Linked DNA regions of Homo sapiens: region 2 is linked to region 1. A link is a loop called in an ENCODE intact Hi-C map of the cell type or tissue named here. Cell type or tissue: sigmoid colon. All regions are shown on one strand. Each heading gives the region's core, and the rest is flanking DNA. Links, peaks and the distances in the headings are about the cores only.

Region 1 (9,524 bases), core at 810-8,809:
AAGTGATATGCCCACCTCAGCTTCCTAAAATGCTGGGATTACAGGCGTGAGCCACCATGCCCAACAGATTCATTCTGTTTCTGTATAGCAAAACTGAATGTCAAAAGTACCTTCTATCCAAACACACAAAATCTGCATGTATTTGTTGGTGGTCCTGTCCCCTAAAGACCAAGCTACACATCAGTTTTACAATATAAGTACATGTACTACCTTAATAATAAGGACTCCTCAAAGTTCCATTTAGTCATGATTAATACACTGTTTGGGCCGGCCAGTTTTTCATGCATGCAGCCTGACGACTGAGAGCAGTCAGCCATTTGTATTTAAAAAAAAAAAAAAAAAAAGGAGAAAACAAATCCAAAACCTATTCAAATGGATTCTGGTTCAATTTGTTTAGTATAAATTGTCATAACTGGTTTACTGAAAACGAACATTTAAAATTGGTTTATCTTAGGATGATGTGCAGAAAAATGGGGTGAAGGATAAACTGTTGAGACGTAGCCCCACTAGCGGGATGGTCATCTTGTACTTCTGTGTGCTGTGACCCATGGTGACGATGACATACCCTGGTGGCATGCCCACGTATGTTGATTTAGCGTTGTCTGCATTGTTCTAGAGTGAAACGGCTGTCACTGTTCACACACATTTTTAACAAAAAACCTTTACCAAGGGAGCATCTTTGGACTCTGCTTTTAAAACCTTCTGAACCATGACTTTGAGCCAGCAGAGTAAGCTGTGGCTGTGGGCTTCAGCACAGTCATCAACATTACCGTTCAACAAATTACAGTTTACTTCCATTCCGAGTTGTAAATGCTAGTTTTTTTTCCCCAATAAAAAGATGATTAACTTAAAAAGAAAATTCTAAGGAATCTACAAAATGACCACTAGAGCTAATAAAAAGTTGCAGTCTATATGGTTATTATGCAAAAATCGATGTAAATTTAGTATGCTAACAGTACAGAATTAGAAAAGGAAATTTTAAAAATTATATTTACTGTAAGAACAGAAACATGCAATGTTTTGCAATAAATCAACAAAAATGTGTAAGACCTCTATACTGAAAACTACACAATGGTGGTGAAAATATTGAAGAAAACTTAAGTAAATGGAAATATATACCATGTTTATGGCTTATAAGAGTCACTATTATTAAGATAGCAGTTCTTCCCAAATAGGTGTATACATTCCGTGAAAGCCCAGCAGGACTTTTTGTGGGAATTGACAAAATGATTTTTTAAAATCTATATGGAAATGCAAAGCACCTAGAATCTGCAAAGCCATCTTGAAAAAGGGGAAAAAAAAGTTGGCAGGCTTACATTGCCAGCTTTCAAAACTTATAGAAAGCCGGCCGGGCGCGGTGGCTCACACCTGTAATCCCAGCACTTTGGGAGGCCAAGGAGGGTGGATCACGAGGTCAGGAGATCGAGACCATCCTGGCTAACGTGGTGAAACCCCGTCTCTACTAAAAATACAAAAAATTAGCCAGGCGTGGTGGCGAGCGCCTGTAGTCCCAGCTACTCAGGAGGCTGAGGCAGGAGAATGGTGTGAACCCGGGAGGCAGAGCTTGCAGTGAGTGGAGATCGCGCCACTGCACTCCAGCCTGGGCGACAGAGCGAAACTCTGTCTCAAAAACAAACAAACAAAAAACTTATAGAAAGCCAATAAAGCTGCAGTGATCAAGACAATGTGGCACAGGCATAAGGATCAACAAACAGATAAAAGGCATAGAAAGCCCAGAACTGGGCCTGCTATTACATGACTATACCTAATTTGGGAACAGTGGTTATCCTTGTGATTATGGATATAATTACAGATATGATTATACTCAACTTGGGAACAGTTTTTTTTTTTTTTTTTTTTGCCTATATTAAGTGTTGTCAGGTCAAGGAGGTATGTACTGGTTGAAAAAAGATCCTGATTTGTAGGAAAAGACACAGCACATGGTGATGTTTTAGAGAGTTAAAATTTGGAGCCATTCTCCATATTCATTGGATAGAATCATCATCCCTCCTCTGCCTTTCAGCCTATATAATCAGTAAGAATTATATGGCAGATAAAAATCTGGCATTGAAGGATCAATCAACTATTAGACAATTGATCTCATTTTCTCATGTCGTCTATCTACATCTCTCATGTCATCTGGCATATCATATGTTCTAGGTCAGTCCTGAGTTCAACTAGTCTGTCCTGTGATTTTCACTATTATTTACACTTGTTAGGTCACTATCGTGGGGTTCAGAATATTGGTGTGAGGTGGTGGCATGGGTGCTTTTTTTGGAGCAGTTGTGGGGTGGAATCCCTCCTGCATGACCTGAGGCCACAAGAAACCCCTTCCACCACAGGTGTATCACACGTAATAAACCCTCGTGTGCCTTGTTACATGATAAGCACTTTATATACCTTAGACATTTTAACCTAAATCAACCCTAAAAGGCAAGGTTATTTTTTCTACTAAATTTCCAACAACTAGGTGAACTAAAAGTAGGTTGAAAGACCAATTCTTATGAAAGAATGATTGTCAAAAAGAAAAAGATAAATTCTTCTGAAGAGACGAGAGACATAGGAGCAACTCAGACAGGAAACTTTTAATGGGTTTTAATCCAGGGTTTACAATGTTTTGAATCTGCAATTCTGAAATCCAAAGCAGATCTGGAAATTGAATGTTTTTGGCAACAAATTGGGTGGCAAAATCTGAACTATTTGTAGCTCTGTGTGCTGACGAGCATTGTGAGTGCCCTAGAGGGGCATCAAGCTTTTGCCCACAAAATCCTTTCTTTCCTTGGAGCATCTCAGTGGAGTTGTGTTTTGAGAAATAGTGCCTGACATAAGTTCGGTATTGCTACGTAAGACCTCTTTATTGTTTTTCTGCATAACTTTGGATTTTCCAATTCAGTTTACTTTGACCCACTCTTTACAGTTTAAGCATGCCAGGTGGTAACTCGATGGCTTCGCATCTTAATGATCGCATCTATGTGCATAATTCTTTGGGGTTCGTGGAGCAGTTTCACATTCATTATCTTGTTTGGTCCTTAGTAAAACTCCTTCTTTATTTTCAGCACTGAAGAAGTGGAGTCTCAGAGGTCACACAGCTGGCATGTGGCAGAACCAGCCACGCCATGCCGCCATGCCGCTTTGAGGACCAGTGACCCTCAGGGACTTAGCAAAATGCCATCTTCAAAACAACTTGTCAAGATCCTCACGGGCAGTCAGTGTCATGTTTTATATCGCGTACAACCTGCAGCACAGGGCGCAGCAGGCGTGAGTGCCACTGTCTAGGGACTCTCCATACCCTCCAGCCTTCAGACGCAGGAACGGGAATCTCAGCCAGCTGTCTCCTCTGTCCCAGGTTTCTCTCCAGTCTCACCTGAGGTCGAAAAGTCCGAATGAAGTAGGTGATAGTCCATTGATCTGAAGGGCATAGTGGCTCATGGGATTTTGCTGAGTCTACACCAGGTGTCAAAGAGTCTGGTGCCCAAACCTTGGCAAGTGCACGTGACTGATTACCTCATTGTCAGAAAATGTGGGAGCCCGGCAGCGCTTGGGACCACCTGGCTCAGACTCTTCATTCCAGACCAGACCACTGAGGCCCGGGAAGCGGGGTCCACTTACAGGACGTCGGAAGGCAGTGGGCAGGAACTGGGCTCCTTCCTGCCGGGCCAGCTTTTCGGAGGCTGGCACTGGGGCTTCGGGACTTGAGGACCTGATCGCTGCGCAGGCCACGCGCCACCCGCAGAGGGCACCCGCGGTCCGCCGCGTTCCAGGGCGCGGGCTCTGGGGCTGGCCTCTCTGGCGCGCGAGGGTTTGCTGAGATTTAACAGAGGGCCGTTACACTCACAGTGTAAGAACAGACTGACAATTCCAGGGCGCTGGCTTTTATGAAAATAGGAAACGCCACGATGCACTCTAACGTGGAGATGGGTTCGTCTGTGACAAGAGGAAGCCTGTTTGAAAGGCAGATTTCGGGAAAATGTAGGGAGGCAAGAGCGTTGGCCGAGCTCCTCAGAAGTCCCTGAACAGTTCTGTTTTCCAGGGCGCCGTTCACACTGAGATGAGACAGGTGGAAAAGAGAGCTCGCCCTTCTTGCATTGTCACACGGAGCGGCCCTCTCCCTGTGCAGCGTGGAGTCCCCTGGGCGCGGGCGAGGCTCAGGCGGGACGCGGCGGAGACCGAGCTTGTCCCTGTGTGGACCCGGGCAACTGCCGGTGGGCGAGGCCTGGATGGTGGCCAGGCCGCAGCCACCCGGACGTTTGCGAGCGCCGAAGGTGGGCCTGGAGGCGGGGACCTGGCCCTGCGGGGCCGGTGCGTGCGGGGCCCGGCTGAGCCGCCGGCTCCACCGGCAGGGAACCCGGCTCCCGCCTTCCCGGCAGGGAACCCGGCTCCCGCCTTCCCGGCCACACCGGGAGTGTGTGAGGGGGGACCCTTGGCCGGCAGGGGGCGCTCTCGGCCACTCCATCCGCCCGGTCACCGCGGGATCCCGCTGCTCCATCCCGCCGGTGCCGCCGTCGCGCCTCCTCCCGCAGCCCAGCTCTGCCTCCGCCTTCGCTCCCCGACTCCTCCCTTCTCCCTCTCAGTCCCGCAGGGAAGCTGGGCTGGGCGAGAGGGTGTCTCCTGGGTCCACCGTGGAAGCCCGAGGCGCGGGTGCGGAGCCAGCCCAGGGCTGCCGGCGTGAGCTGCAGGGCTGGCCTGGTGCTCATCCTCTGCCCGGGGCGCGGGAAAGGCGAGGGACGCTGTGCTGGATCTGTGTGCTCAGTGGCCATGCGTCGGCCTCAGGACTGGGAACGAGGCGAGAGACACAGATGTGGGTGATTTCCCTGTGGAAGCTGTACCCGAGGCCGTGGGAGTGGAGGGCACTGGGCTGCGAATGGAGACAGGATGCCCCGAGGGCCCGGGAGCGGGAGGTGGAGCGGGTCCCAGACGGCAGGGGCTCGGAGTGGGAGGCAGCGGGACTGGGAGAGCCGCGCTGGGGCCGCAGGGGTGCGCAGGGAGCTTCCTGCCCTTTGCACCTCAGGCTCCGGGAGCTGATTTGTTTCACCTTGGGCAGGTGCAGGATCTGCGCTTGCAGCCACCTTACTTCGTGGGCTGTACCTGAGGTGACAGGCAGGGTCTTCTCTGATGAAGTTACCCACACGAGTCACCACGGGATGACGGTGAGCAGGTGCCACGGAAGGTAACACTGAGCGCATGCGGTTAAAGGACAAGAGGGAAAGGGTGAGGGCAGACCAACGGTCATTTTCACAACTCTTCTATGTTAGTCAGGGTTCTCTAGAGGGACAGCACTGATAGGATAGACCTATATATGAAGGGAAGTTTATTAAGGAATATTGACTCACACGATCACAAGGTGAAGTCCCACAATAGGCTGTCTGCAAGCTAAGGAACAAGGAAGCCAGTCTGAGTCCCCAAACCTCAAAAGTAGGGAAGCCAACAATGCAGTCTTCAGTCTGTGGCTGAAGGCCCGGGAGCACCTGGCAAACTACTGGTGTAAGCCCAAGAGTCCAAAAGCTGAAGAACTTGGAGTCCAGTGTTTGAGGGCAGGAAGCATCCAGCTCGGAAGAAAGATGGAGGCGGGAAGACTCAGCCAGTCAAGTCCTTCCACGTTTGTCTGCCTGCTGTTATCCTACCTGCACTGGCAGCTGATTAGATGATGCCCACCCAATTGAGGGTGGGTCTGCCTCTCCCAGTCCACTGAAATGAAATGCTAATCTCCTTTGGCAATACCCTCACAGACACACCCAGGAACAGTACTTTGTATCCTTCAATCCAATCAAGTTGACACTCAGTATTAACCATCACACTCTGCAAGGAAGGTGTTTTATGTCCATTTTATAGAAGAGAAACTGAGGCTCAGAGAAGTTGTTATTTGTCCAAGATTACAGAGCCAGCTTCTGGCCAACCTTGAGCGATTCAAAAATTGAAGCCCCTTCCACTAGGTCCCACTGACATCTGGATTCCACCTGACTACTGGCTGCACAATTTCCCCTTAAGTCAGTTCCTCTGTGGTTGTGCCCAGCTGCCCCGCTTGGTAGAATTATCCAGTAGACATTTTTCAGTCCTTGTCTTCCACACCATCCCTCTGGTGTTTGACCCAGATCGTGCACTCCTCACAATGTTCCTCTCCTCTGACTCCTGCAAAGCTGCCTGCTTGCTTCTCTGCCTATTTCTCCTCAACATGTTTCATTGGCTTTCTCCTCACAGTCCACCTATGGTTGCTAGTGCTCTCAAGGTTATGTTCTTAGATATCTTCTCCTTTAACTTCACATGAAGAAGCACAAACCACAGTGGCATCATGGGCATGGAGGGAATAGTAACCTAAACAGCCAATGAATGTCAGATCCAGGAGCTGCTGGAAGATGACACAGATGCATGGCCCAAGTGAGGGGGTGGTGGGGAGAGAGGGTAGGAGCGTTTGTGAGCAATGAACCAAGCCATGTCCAGACGTGGGCTTAGGCAGAAAAATGGGGAATGTGGGGGTCCCAGGAAGCTAGCCCTTAGGAAATTGTTTTGGGTGGATTGGGGAATTTGACATGCGGAAGCTTAAAACTTACATTACTAAAGTCATGCCCTTAGGTTAGGGACTATTTTGAGTAGACACTTCAGGAAGCCTGAAGTGTCAGGGCAGCCATCAGGAGCTTGCTTTCCGTGGAGCTCTTTGAGAAAGGGCCCAGAGGGTTTGAAGTCCAACAGTCAGGATTCATAGACACTGGGGATAAGATTCATGGATCACAGTGGGACAATAAAAATTGCTTTTCCCCTGGGGCATGAGGGAGAATCTCTAGGAATTTGCAGAGAGCACTTACAGAATGACACATGGTAACACTCACATGCCATCAGCCCAGCTCCAGAAGGACTTAAACTTTTTCACAGAAAGAACAGAAAATTGGAAAGAGCAAAGCTCCCTTTCAGAGGCAGCTGGAAGCCTCTCCTCCCAGTCTGCAAGTCCCTGGGGCTCTTCCTGTCCCTGCTGCTCTGCACTGGTGTTCCAGAGGCAAACATGGCCCAGGAGCCACATTCAACCCACCATCTCCTCTGGCCAGCTTTTAATAGAGGGTGTTTCAGCTTAATTTTTAGTCAAGAGCAGGCCCTGGGACCCTGAGATCACTGAATGTATTTGGCATTCAGTTATGAAATGAGCCCCTTTAGACAGACCTCGGACTTCTTAGTGGCATCCCAGGCCCTCTATGCCCTTAACTTAGGCTTGTGATGAGGTATCCTTGCGTCTGCTGGTCTTCCTAAAGAGGACCAGCCCCTGGAGGCAAACCTCATTGACTAATCCAGGTACTCTTTCCAATGTGCGGGAGGCCCCCACTAGGCTGCAGTTCTCAGCTGACTGGAACTGACGCCTCAGAGGAGATGTGCTGACCCACTGAGCCCTAGATCTTTCTAGACGTGTTTTTACTCCACCCTACCTTCTCCAGCTCTCTTTGCTCTTGATTTCTGATTTGTGGCTTTGGGCTCCTAACTCTCTATTTTTTCATATTGTTGTTTCTGCCTAGAATGCTCTCCCCATCACCCGACAACTCCTCAGGTCGAGAGTACCTTTTCAGACCTCAGGCCTCTGTGACACCAGACAGTGGCACAAACTCATGCTTCCCTCAGTTTCCACAGAAAACCATGGAATCAAGGAAAGACAAACATGGGCAAAGGCACAGTAGGGTAAAGCAAAAGACAACCACACCCCAATCTCCAGGAAAACTTTCACTGATGTCAAGGTGAATGGTAATCAATTGCCAAGTGTACCTCAGCCTCCTGAGTAGCTGGAACTACAGGCACAAACTACCTTTAGAGATGGAGTCTCATTATGTGTCCCAGGCTGGTCTCGAACTCGTGGCCTCAGGCCATCCTCCTGCATATCTGGGATTACAGGCACAAGCCACTGCACCTGGCCCTTCCTTCTTAACTAGTACAGGAAGGTGGAGAACTTGGGGACACATTCCCAACCAGCAAGAATGCAGTCCATGTGGGCTGGAGACATTCTTCATGCCCTGTTTTCATACATTGTGGCTAGCCCAGAGAGATCTCTCCACTCAGGGATGAATGAGCACATCTTTCTTTCACCTACCAATCACCAATCACCCGCTGCAATACACCATGCAATCTCTGGTGTGTTTTAAGCACAATGATTCAGCCCACCCTGACATGGGTCCCCCCAAATCTTTACCCAAACAGGTCCACTCCAAACCACGTTAACAAGCCACGAGACCTTTATCAGGGATTTTGTAGGTGTTCAGTGTAGAGGGTTTATGCTGCAAACCCTATGGTATAACTTCACTTAAAAACCCTCCAGGCCGGGCGCGGTGGCTCACGCCTGTAATCCCAGCACTTTGGGAGGCCGAGGTGGGCGGATCACGAGGTCAGGAGATCGAGACCATCCCGGCTAAAACGGTGAAACCCCGTCTCTACAAAAAATACAAAAAATTAGCCGGGCGTAGTGGCGGGCGCCTGTAGTCCCAGCCACTTGGGAGGCTGAGGCAGGAGAATGGCGTGAACCCGGGAGGCGGAGCTTGCAGTGAGCCGAGATCCCGCCACTGCACTCCAGCCTGGGCGACAGAGCGAGACTCCGTCTCAAAAAAAAAAAAAAAAAAACCCTCCAAATATATCTTTTCCCCTGGATTCTCTCCTGGAGTCAGCTGCCTCGTTTTCCTCCTAAGAATCTCTGTGTCTGGGCCTCTCTGGCTGGGCTGCTGCAGCCCCTGACTTCCCTGCACAGTTCCTCTTAGTCTCTCCCATTTGCGTCTTCATCCTCATTTGCTGCTGGCCTAACATAGATTGTCCTTGGGATTTGACCCTGTGCTGGAGGCTACTGGCACTCTCCCATGCCTGCCCTCCCTTCTCTCTACAATAATGCATTTGGAATTTTTAGTTGGGTGAACAACCACCCAGAGTAGACTCTACTTCCCAGTGAGGTGTGGCCGTGTGAATCACTCCGATGGGACACGAGTGACATGTGGACACCAGCTCCTAGAAGGGCACTGAAGAGCAGCGACACACTCCTTCCCAGCCCTTGCCTCCTTTCTCCGGGAATACTGTGGTTAGACTCAGGACAGCCCCCTGGAGGCTGTGTGCTGAAGCTCTGTGCCTGAGCCGCAAAGAAAAAATAGAACATGGGCCCCTGATGGATGATTCGACCTTTTATTTCAACTTAAAAAAATGTTTCCAAGTTTTCTCTGTTGTATTTTTTTCTACATGCATTATTTTTTTACCATCCGTAAAAAAATAATTTGAGGCCTATTTTAAATCTTACTTTATTGACTTCCATGATTTTCTCCTATCACAGAAAAAATAAAATAATTGATAACTAGATTCTGAAAATATTTTACAGTTTTGACAACAGGAGTTTGGAGTCCTGGCAGCAGAGGTCCCATTTGGGCCCCTGATTTTCTCTCTCCAGGTCTTCAAGTCTTTAACTGAGCCTTGCGTCTACTGGCCCTGCTCTCCTGCAAACTATTTGACCGTAGGATTTCCCTTCACCACAACATGTGAGGAGCAAAGGAGACAAAGTGAGGGGAGTCAAAGGGTGGTGTTGG
Region 2 (9,524 bases), core at 466-8,465, 130 kb after region 1:
GAGTTCACCTCGCTGGGCGCTGTCTCACCCAGTCCACACACCTTTTCTCCTCTATCTTCTATTCAGTTCAGGCCCGTGACTCACTCCTTGATGACAAAGGCTGAGTAATATTTCCCATATGAAGCTGTTTATTTGCTGGTTGAGCTGTCGCCCTAGAAGTCATGTGAATACCAAGCATGGCTGAGAAGCTCCGTGGCCAGATGGAGTCAGCCACAGAGGTTGCATGATGACCCTTTGGCCAGGCTCACTCCACCCTGCTCTGAGATGCACACCAGGCACCAAAGTTGCTTGTTCTTTTGTTCATTAATTCAACTACAACATATCTAGTAAAGTAGCGCGAAGGTAGCTGCTAAGGATGAATCAGAAGTACTCACTGCCCTGAAGGAATATGTGAGTCCTTTGGGGAGGCAACTTTACACATGAAACAGTCACAGGACATCTCAGAGCCATGCAGTGTAGAGGTGTGCTAAAGGAACACACGTCAGAAAGAGAAGTCAGTCAGCTCGAGAACTGGGACGAAAGCACCAATATTCCTCATTACCAAGCAAATGAAAACATAATACTTCACATTCAGATTAGAAGACTACCTTGCCTACAAGTGCCAAGTGTTGGGCTTGGTGACTTCACCATACGTAAAATACATAGTCCCACCATTTACCACTAAAAATAAAGTTTCTTCCATTTCTTTTTTTTATGCCTTCCCATCCTCTGGATTCGAATTGGGGGATACAAGTTATTATCCTTCCTGGTTTGTTCATAGTTATCTGTAAGAAACACATCTTCATTCATTCTTCTTATAGTCAAAAATCCTGAAACAGATATGTAATTTGCAAGGAAATAAAAGATCTCTGACTCAAAAATTGGGATTGGAAATTCTTTTTGCAAATGTTTATCTGCAGAGAGATTTTGTTTGGCTTCCGTGGGGTGGTGCATATCCACCCCTAGCCCAAGATGGTTTAAATGTTCTTTTAAAATTTTTCTTCAATTTTTACCCATGTTTTTTAAAAAATCAATCTCTACTGCAGAATTGCGATTTAAAGCCATCTCTATAAACATACACACATTTACATTGGTTTACCCATGAACATTAGGAAAAAAGCATAAAAGCCCCTCTTTCAAAAAAAAAAAGACAACCAAAAATCGAAAGAAAAGAGCAATCACAAAGACACCAGGAGCAGGTCAGTGCACCAGTGTGCTTCTTTTTTTTTTTTTTTTTTCTGAAAGCAAAGATGCTCCCTGCGCTTGTCCCTTTGACCTCTGCAGCACTGGGCCACAGAATGGCCACGTCTAGCTGCTCCACTGTTCCATGACAGCTGTTAGCCTGGGAGGCTGTGCTGTGTGAATGTCTCTGAATGCTGACAGCGCAAGGGGTCAGCAGCAGGGACCTCAGAGCATGCTGGACACCCCAGGGCCTCTGGACTTTTCCCCCGAGGGTCAAACATGCAACTCTCAGTACTGACAGGAGCAGGACAGCCAGTGAATTGAATTGCTGGGGGGCAGAGGGCGCTCAGTGCCTTTGGGGTAGCTTGGGGAGAAGCAGCTTCGAGAGGGAGTGTCCGAGGGGCCCAAGCCGCCCCGCCTGTGGTTTCTAAGCCGACCCTAAGGTCTAAGCTCGCATGGTGCTGCTTCAGGCTGGAGGTGTTCCCTGAGTCGTCGTCATCTTGTCCTCTTTACTGCGGGGAACAGATGAGAAGCAGTAAAAGGAAGAAAAATAACCTTCCTAAAAGATTACTGACTCAATTTTACCAATGAGCAGTCCACTGCTTGCTTTTTTCAAGTTATAGAAACATGTCATGTTGTCAGCAGAACGATGCAGCCAGTAGTTTATGTTCATGTCATAAAGTGTTTGAAGAGTGAAAAAAAAAAAAAGAAGGTGGAAAGCCAGCCTCTGCCGGCAGTTTAGTCGACAGAACCACAGGCAGCTGCACTGTTACTGGCACATGTCAGTGGGCACTGGGCTCAGTGGAGTCCATGGTTTGGAATCCTGGTGCCACCCCTATGAAGGCAACATCTTAATCATGTTGGGTCTGTTTTCTTCATTTGTAAAACAAGGACTCATGTACCTGTGACTCCTGGGAGGGAAGTGAGAGGGGAGAGTCCCTGGTCAAAGCACCTGGCCCCTTAGTCAGACTTGAGTCTGAGTGAGACTAGAGGGGTTGCACAGGAGGAATCCCGTCCCTTTCTCTAAGCACTCAGAGGTTGCCGGCCTGCCCTCCTGCTCACATGTTGTGATGACCTCACCATGGAGCGGGGAAGCTGGTGCTGACCGCAGCTGACCAGCCCGCCTGGACACAGGGATGCGTCTGCGGCTTGAAAGGAAGGCAGCTGGCCTTGTGTCTAGCAGGGATCCTGTGCGGGGCACATACAGCTGAGAATTCCCTTCAGGGAACCCAGCATGCTCTCAGAACAGTCTCCACCCCTGTTCTTTTTCATTTAGAAAAGGGCCTCGCCTGACCCTCTGTGATGGTTTTGTAAGCGTGGTTGGATTTGTGTGCTCTGAGTGTGTGTGGGTTTTCATTTAACGCTTGTTTTAAAATGAGCCCTCTTCTCACTTCCTACTCAACTGAAATCCTCCTTTTAAGTTTCATTTTAAAGTGGGTGAAGGGATGTAGCAGTGTGAAGACAGACCTTGTCCCGGGGGCGGGCGTGAAGCTTTCCCTTTCCCTGGCTACCCTGTAATCCCAAACTCATTCCTGGGGTCGTTGACAAGGAAAAACTGACTCAAAAATCACTAACAACTACCAAGTTAACTCAGGAGAAGCCCCAGCCAAGTTTCTGCCATAGAAGAATCTTAATTTTGGCTCAGGACATTCTTGCAATAGGGCCGCACTCCTGTTTCTAGAATATATTATCCCTTCCATGAGGAGAGCTGCTAATTAACAGACCAGTTCCTGCACGTAGGCACTTGACATTAGATGGCTCCCCTGCCTGAAAAAATGAGTGAGTCGGGAGTGCTATCCTGAGCTGGCTCTTTACTGCCCCAGGCCTGAATCTAGTGAAGCATGAGCCTGAAGCAGCGCTTGCCATGTCTCAGAGAAGGGCTCAGTAAACCTCCTCTGAATACAGCCAGAGAGTAAATGTTTTCAGCTTCACCCATCATATGGTCCCTGTCCCAATTATTCAACTCTGCTGGGATAGTGTGAACGCAGCCACAGACTGTAAGCAAATACATATAGTCATGCTCCAATAAAACTTTATTTGCAAAAACAGGTGGCAGGCTAGGCGTGACCCACAGGTTGTGCTTTGCCAGCCCCTGTTTTAGGGAAAGGCCTAGCAGGAGGTCAGGAAGTATGTGATGAGGAGCCCTTTCATCCTATACTTTCTAGAAGACAGACCTGGTTGGAGTGATTCATTTTCCCCCAAGGCCAAACTCCAAAAGGATTTTCTTAGTGCTAAGCTCTTCCTATTTCATCATCAGCTAAATAAAGGAATTGAAGTAAGATACAAGGTCCTGAAACCGGAGAGGGAAATGCAGGGGCTGGGGATTGTTATTTGTGTGTGTTTGTGTGCAGGGCAGTGTTGCAGCTCCGTGCTGGGCACAATTTACTTCTAGATTGGGATACTCACTCCCTACCCTCACCACTCCCACCCAGGGCCCCTGCCTTCCCATACTCTACCAAATGGTTGTCCACTCCTCCTGGACCATTCTGAGTGACTAGGAGTGTGTGAAGAAGCAGTCTACTCTTGTTATTGACAACCCTATCACATAATTGTTCCTTATGTTAAGCTGAAACCAGTCCCTTGATAATTTTGTTTGACTTAACACAGATGCAACGTATTGCTTCTCTACCTTACAGCCCTGCAGATATTTTAAGACAATAATTGTTTCTCATCACGTTTCTCACCCCAGTGCTTTCCTGCAGATTCCCCGCCTCCACAGCCCTCCTGGGAATTCCACGTGTGTGGCCTCTCCACACAACTACATCCTCTGCAAAGGCCTCCCCAGCTAGATCTGCTTCTTGGCTTCTGTAGTCCCCACGGCTTTCTCTCATGTATGAGCACTCACTCACACTTGAGTGCTGAAAGCATTCTATTATTTCACAGCACATTTTGTCCTTTAAAGAGATAACATGTCATCTGAGAACAGCACAAACATTTTGTTTTCTTTAGCTTATTATTTTGAAAAATTAGCAAGCAATAAAAAGATAAATAAAAATTGTTGAATTACTGGAATGCATGCATGAACATCATATATAAGTTTTCAACAGATGTGATTCCCTTTTCTGTACAGTGTAATAATGAATATGGCAGTTGAGTAATGAAAATGGAATCTGTATTCCATCTATTAATAGTAGGCCTGACGGTAAATTGCTCTCAAGTTTGGATGAGGAAGTATTTTTCCTTGCTTTGGTCTCCCCTAGGTTTTAGTTTCCTATCACATCCTACTAGCTTAATAGAATTATATTTGCTATTGACTACAGATATAGAATCTTGTAGAAAACCCATTTTCTGATTGAATATATTTGAGATCTAACTAGAGTGATATTTTCCAAAAACATGGAGTCTTCTAGAATACTAGACAAGAAAAGATATCATTGCCATGCTTTGCTTCATTATTAATTACTATGCAAGGGAATACACACAAATAACTTGCAGGGGTGAGTCACAGAACACACGTCGTATATTCTTTAAAAAATTCCTACTTTCAACTTTTCTCTTAGGTTTTCTTTTGCTTTTTGAAAATGTTTTGTGATTCTCTTCTTTCATTAAACTTTTTAAAATAGCTTTCATATTTAAGGGCAAACTTTCTTAAATAGCTTTCATATTTAAGGGCAATGACTAAGGTGAAGCTGCTCCGCCATGACAGTAATTTTAGACCAAAGAATATTTCAGTGGATTTCTTTAACTCTCAGTAATAAACTATTTGAATTTCTCCTCCTTGGGGACAATTAGAAATGAACCGCAAAGGGACACATCAGCTGCTTTGATCAGCAGAAGTGTCTTTCAAATGCAGGCATCGTTCGGTGGTCTAGGAGACTCGTGGTAATGAAGCAAGAAGAGGAGTGGAGCAGCAGGGCTGGGGCCAAGTCCCTGGGTCTAGAAAGCCACTATGAATGAACGCTGCTTGCACCCATTATAGGTCTAAGCACCAATCCAGGCTCAACCGCTCACTCCAGGAGGATGGGAAGCCTTTGTTTTGGTTCCTGTGCCAACTCTGGCTTCTCTGGCTGCCCCATTCAATCTGACAGAACATGTTGACGGAGATAAGGTTATTACTGGCTCCCGCAAGGCCCTACCATGTGAGGTGGTTTCCAGTGGCCTTTCCCGGGGCTGAGAGCGGGGCCTGGTGAAATGGACATATTATAAGAAGTCTGCAATCTGTAATCTGAAGCAAGCTTTTGTTTTTCTTTTTAAGTTGACTGCCTGGTTATTGAGGCCAGTAACCAGAGAAGGGAAAAACTGGAAGTGTGTACTTTGTGTCTCAACTGAATTCATCCTGAAGTTGTTTATTCTGGCCCACTGTCAAGTCTTTATAAGGGGGGTGTTGGCGGCAGAAAGGATTGGTCCTAATGGCTATATGAGTGCCTTCTACTCAGCTAATTTCTATGCTGTTGAACAGCCATTCAAAGCGTATTATTTTTCCTTGAAGCCGAGAAAGTTTCTATACAAGCATTCCTTTGAAAGTGCAATTAACTTTTGTAACAATTTGTGCTTTAGTTTAAGAATTGCAGATGTTGTGTGGGTGGTGGGGGGTGAGGGGGTGGGAAGGAGAGGATGAAGGAGTAAGGATATAGATGCCTCCCACTTGGAAAATGTGGTAACACTTCCTTTCGTGGAAAAAGCGCATCAATTTTTAGAATTACTAAAACATTTAGATGGTTGGTGAAACAACTGAGAAGGCCGTGATGTTTGGTTTGGGGGAGGTTGGACTGGATCATCTCCCAGCTTCCTCTCCTTCCTAATGAGACCCAGATCTTTGTGACAGAATTATCTGGAATTGTGATTTTATGCTTGGAAACTGTCCAAAGGTTGGGTAGCAGAGCCCTGCCACTCATCAAAAATGCTAGCTCAATTTGCAAAAGAAATACAAAACCCAAAATGTCACATCACCATTGGGATGTAAGTATTGATGTGCGTGGGTCAGAGGAGCTCTTATTAACTAGATGGTACATTAGTTTTCACTGGGGAATGGTTTTCACCATTAGAAATACACTTGCACTGCCCCCAAGTCTATTCCTTATTATTTAGTGTTAGTTTGAGGTTAAGCGGGGGTGTTTGGTTTCACTGAATGTTTGTGGCTATTTCATACTACGGTATGATCCTTAGTAAACCTTCTACCTCAAAATCCACACTACTTTTTGTATAATGAATATCTCACTCATCCCCTGACAAACAAGATAACATTTATAAAATACTTTATAGTTTGCATTTGCTAATAATCTAGATTTTCTAATTCATGTATATCCAGTACTTAAACTATTAACAGAAATCAACCTAATAAGGAAACTATTGAGATTCAATCCCACTAGAATTAAATCCCTTTTATATGTGTGACTTCTAGGAAAGCAGTTAATCAGAGGCAGTGCAGGAGCATTTCTCTCCCCCTCACTGGTATGTGGGGATGAGGTGTGCAGTGGGGGCACCTGGCATGGTCTTTGAATGCATGGGTCCTGGCTTCACAAGCCTGCGTTTGCACCCAGCTCTGCCAACAGTAGTGGGGTCCCCTTGGGCAAATGACTTCTCTTTACTAGCTTCACTGTCCTTGTCTGTTAAGTGGGAGTAGAAGAATGCCTCCCTCGTGGATTGTTGCAAGGATTAAATTGTTAATATTTGCACAACACCCAGAAGAGCATCTAGGTCATGTAAGTGGTTGCTGTTGTCATCGTCCTTTTAGGATTAGTATGTGCAAAAACGAACAGTCCTGGGACATAGCATTGACTGGAACCAATGCTGTTCCTGCCCTCAGGAAGCTTACCATCCAGTGGGGAGACAGACATTCACTGAATCATCACAACATCACAACTGTGATTATGCCATGGGGATGATCTAAGAGTGCAGAAACCTGACCTGGTCTGAGAGGTTCTGGAGGGGTTCCTTCAGGAAGCAGTTCAGCTGGGCTTCTAAGGACAAGCGGGGCCCCGCCACATGTGGGGAAGAGTTGGGGGCAGGGGACCTTCCTGGCAGGGCAGGAGGAGAGGGACTGTGAAAGGCTGCCTGGCTGAACAGAGCCTAGCAGAGATGAAGCTGAGAGTGTGAGGGGAAGTGGGATGGAGAGGTTCCTGCTGCAAGGCTTGTAAGGACTTTAGATTTCATTTGAAAGGCACTGAGAAGCCACTGACAGATTCAAATGAAGAGGAACATGTGCAGATGTGTGTTTTTAAGAATGCCTCTGCTTTTTGGAGGGGGTCCTAGATGGCATCTGGAAGTGGGCGTGTCTGTGACAGCACAGTGCAAGGGGCCCTGTAGCGCACAGGTGCTCTGGACTTCGCCTGGGTCAATGCCTCATCCTGGCTGTGACGCTGCAAGACGTCTCCGTGGGGAAAGCTGGTACGCTGGATTTATCCGCATCATTTCTTACAGCTAGTATGTGTGAATCTACAATTTTCTCAAAACAGACAGTTTAATTACATAACTTCTTGAGATGTACAAGCTGTAGGGCAGAGCCCTTGCAAAGAAATATCATCCCTAGGTATGTGTTTGCTTTATGGGAGGAGCTGGCACCCCAAAGCTGGAGCACCCAGTGCTGTTGGAAATGAGCCTGGCTTCTGGCAGTGCCCTGGTGACAGGTGACTCTTCTTCTCTAACTGAGATAAATGGAGTTAGCCATAATAGCTTGTAACTTTCAAATACTATGATTTTTTCTTATAATTTTTTAAAGCATGTGGTTTCAATGTTGCATACTCAACTTATGACTAATAATTAGTTTTCTCAATCCCATGTTGCACATTTTAGTATTAAATAATCTCCTTCTCCCAACTTGAAACACAAACACAAAAACAGATCTTACTGCCATGTGGAGAAGGGCCCATTAGGCCTCCAGGGAGTGTGGAGAAACCCCTAGGAGGCGACAGCAGAGCCTGGAGTCCCACCACTGAGAGTGTCATCTGCAGCACAGCAGCGGGGACATCCCCAGGAGCCTGCTGGAAATGCAGCCCGAGGGCATCCCAGATTTGCTGAATCAACATCTGCACTTTATTAAGGTTCCCAGGTGACGCTCATGTATGCTGAACTTTGCAAAACAGTGCACCAGGGAGATGGCAGGGTGAAGGGGCACAATGGACACCCCGACAGGGGTTAAAGAGGGTGAATCGACAAACTTGGGGATGGCTTAGCTACAGAAAGATAGAAGAGAGTGGCATCAAGTAGCTGTTGACATCTCCAGGTCAGAATCGGGAATGTTCGAGTGAGTATGGTAGTAGGAGCACTGGAGGCTCAGGTTTATAGACTGTGAATTTGGTGTGGAGCAAGGCATGTGGGGCAGCCAGCCTGAGATAGTGTCTGGTCTTTCAGCTAGGGCTGTAGAGGAAATCAGGGCACCCAATGGATGATCAGAAGGGAACGGATCCTGACTGTTGTCATCTTGGCTGGAATCAGCCAGTTGAATTGCCCCCGAGGGATCCATCCTTTGGATCAGTTATGCCCCATCTAAACTTGCAGATGATGATAATGCAGATTTCATGAAAATCCTAAGATCCACAACTCTTAGCATAAAGCCCTCTATAGTTTTTCAACCATAAGTTGCAATCAAAGAATATCATACACAGCACCATGATTTTAGAGCTTAAATTTGTAATTTTGAAAATCTGAAAATTTAAGAACTGAGTTAAGCAAGTCTCCAAGCCTTGGCCCAGGCTTATTCATTTTTTATTTTGAATAATTTAGTCAATTTTATGGCCAAAATACCTCTCCAAAAACCTGGTAGAAATTTGAAATATACTCATATCAATAAAACATGTTGGAACAAAGGTTTTAGATTTGATTGAAGTAGTATGGAATGTCATAGGGACATTTTCTGACAATAGCACTGGGAAACATATCAAGTCTGAACATTTTAAAACCATGACTGATAGGGAGAAAAGTTTTTCCTATAATTTAAGCTATAGCTTTCTTGTTAATTTCCCTATTTCTTTATGCACTTTCTCTAACTAGACTCTAGAACTACACGCATACATTAATACACACACATACACCAAGCACACATGTACATTCACACTTTTATGTGCATACACACATACTTGCAAACAGATGCATAAAACACACATACATGTACACAATACATGCCCACACACGTATACACACTTACTTGCACACACATGCACACACACACACATCCATTTACACACGTGCATGCATGCACATACGGGCACATTCACATGCACACACACACAGAGATTTAATTCTAGTTTGAGTTAAGAAAAACCTGCTGCTCTAGTCTTTTATTACTCTCCCCTCCTGCTTGATTCCTCTAGGTTTCTTCTCTTCTAGGCTTTCCCCCTCATAAACTGCCACTGGGATTTGAATTGACATTCATATCCATGAGATATTGTAGCTCTAGACCTCCTCTTGCAAAGCCTCATGCAATA

The links. A loop is a pair of places that touch in the nucleus more often than their neighbours do. Peaks named below come from ENCODE experiments on the same cell type or tissue, not always from the same donor. Only the 100,000 strongest peaks of a DNase experiment are listed, where the experiment ranks them.
Region 2: it touches region 1 in a loop (2.7-fold over the local background); 24 of 110 quality-filtered maps call a loop at or near these places.

The regions. Positions count from the first base shown.
Region 1 is chr7:55,249,925-55,259,448 of GRCh38, reverse strand. It overlaps ELDR (EGFR long non-coding downstream RNA), which reads left to right and starts at 3,814. Exons shown (of 4, transcript NR_110426.1): 1 at 3,814-3,918; 2 at 4,031-4,262. RefSeq lists silencers at 3,778-3,827, 4,138-4,697. In sigmoid colon, for the core only: CTCF peaks have their summits at 3,702 (motif pointing right) and 4,417 (motif pointing right); DNase peaks (open chromatin) are centred at 3,758 and 4,458; H3K4me3 peaks cover 1,626 bases; H3K27me3 peaks cover 1,198 bases.
Region 2 is chr7:55,123,633-55,133,156 of GRCh38, reverse strand. All of the region lies in intron 1 of EGFR (epidermal growth factor receptor), which reads right to left. Among named protein-coding and RNA genes, the nearest start is that of EGFR-AS1, 61 kb to the left of the region's middle. RefSeq lists enhancers at 1-377, 1-517, 1,031-1,938, 2,244-2,403, 2,414-2,493. In sigmoid colon, for the core only: no CTCF peak of the experiment used is centred there; DNase peaks (open chromatin) are centred at 2,266, 2,973, 3,916 and 7,442; H3K27ac peaks cover 4,431 bases.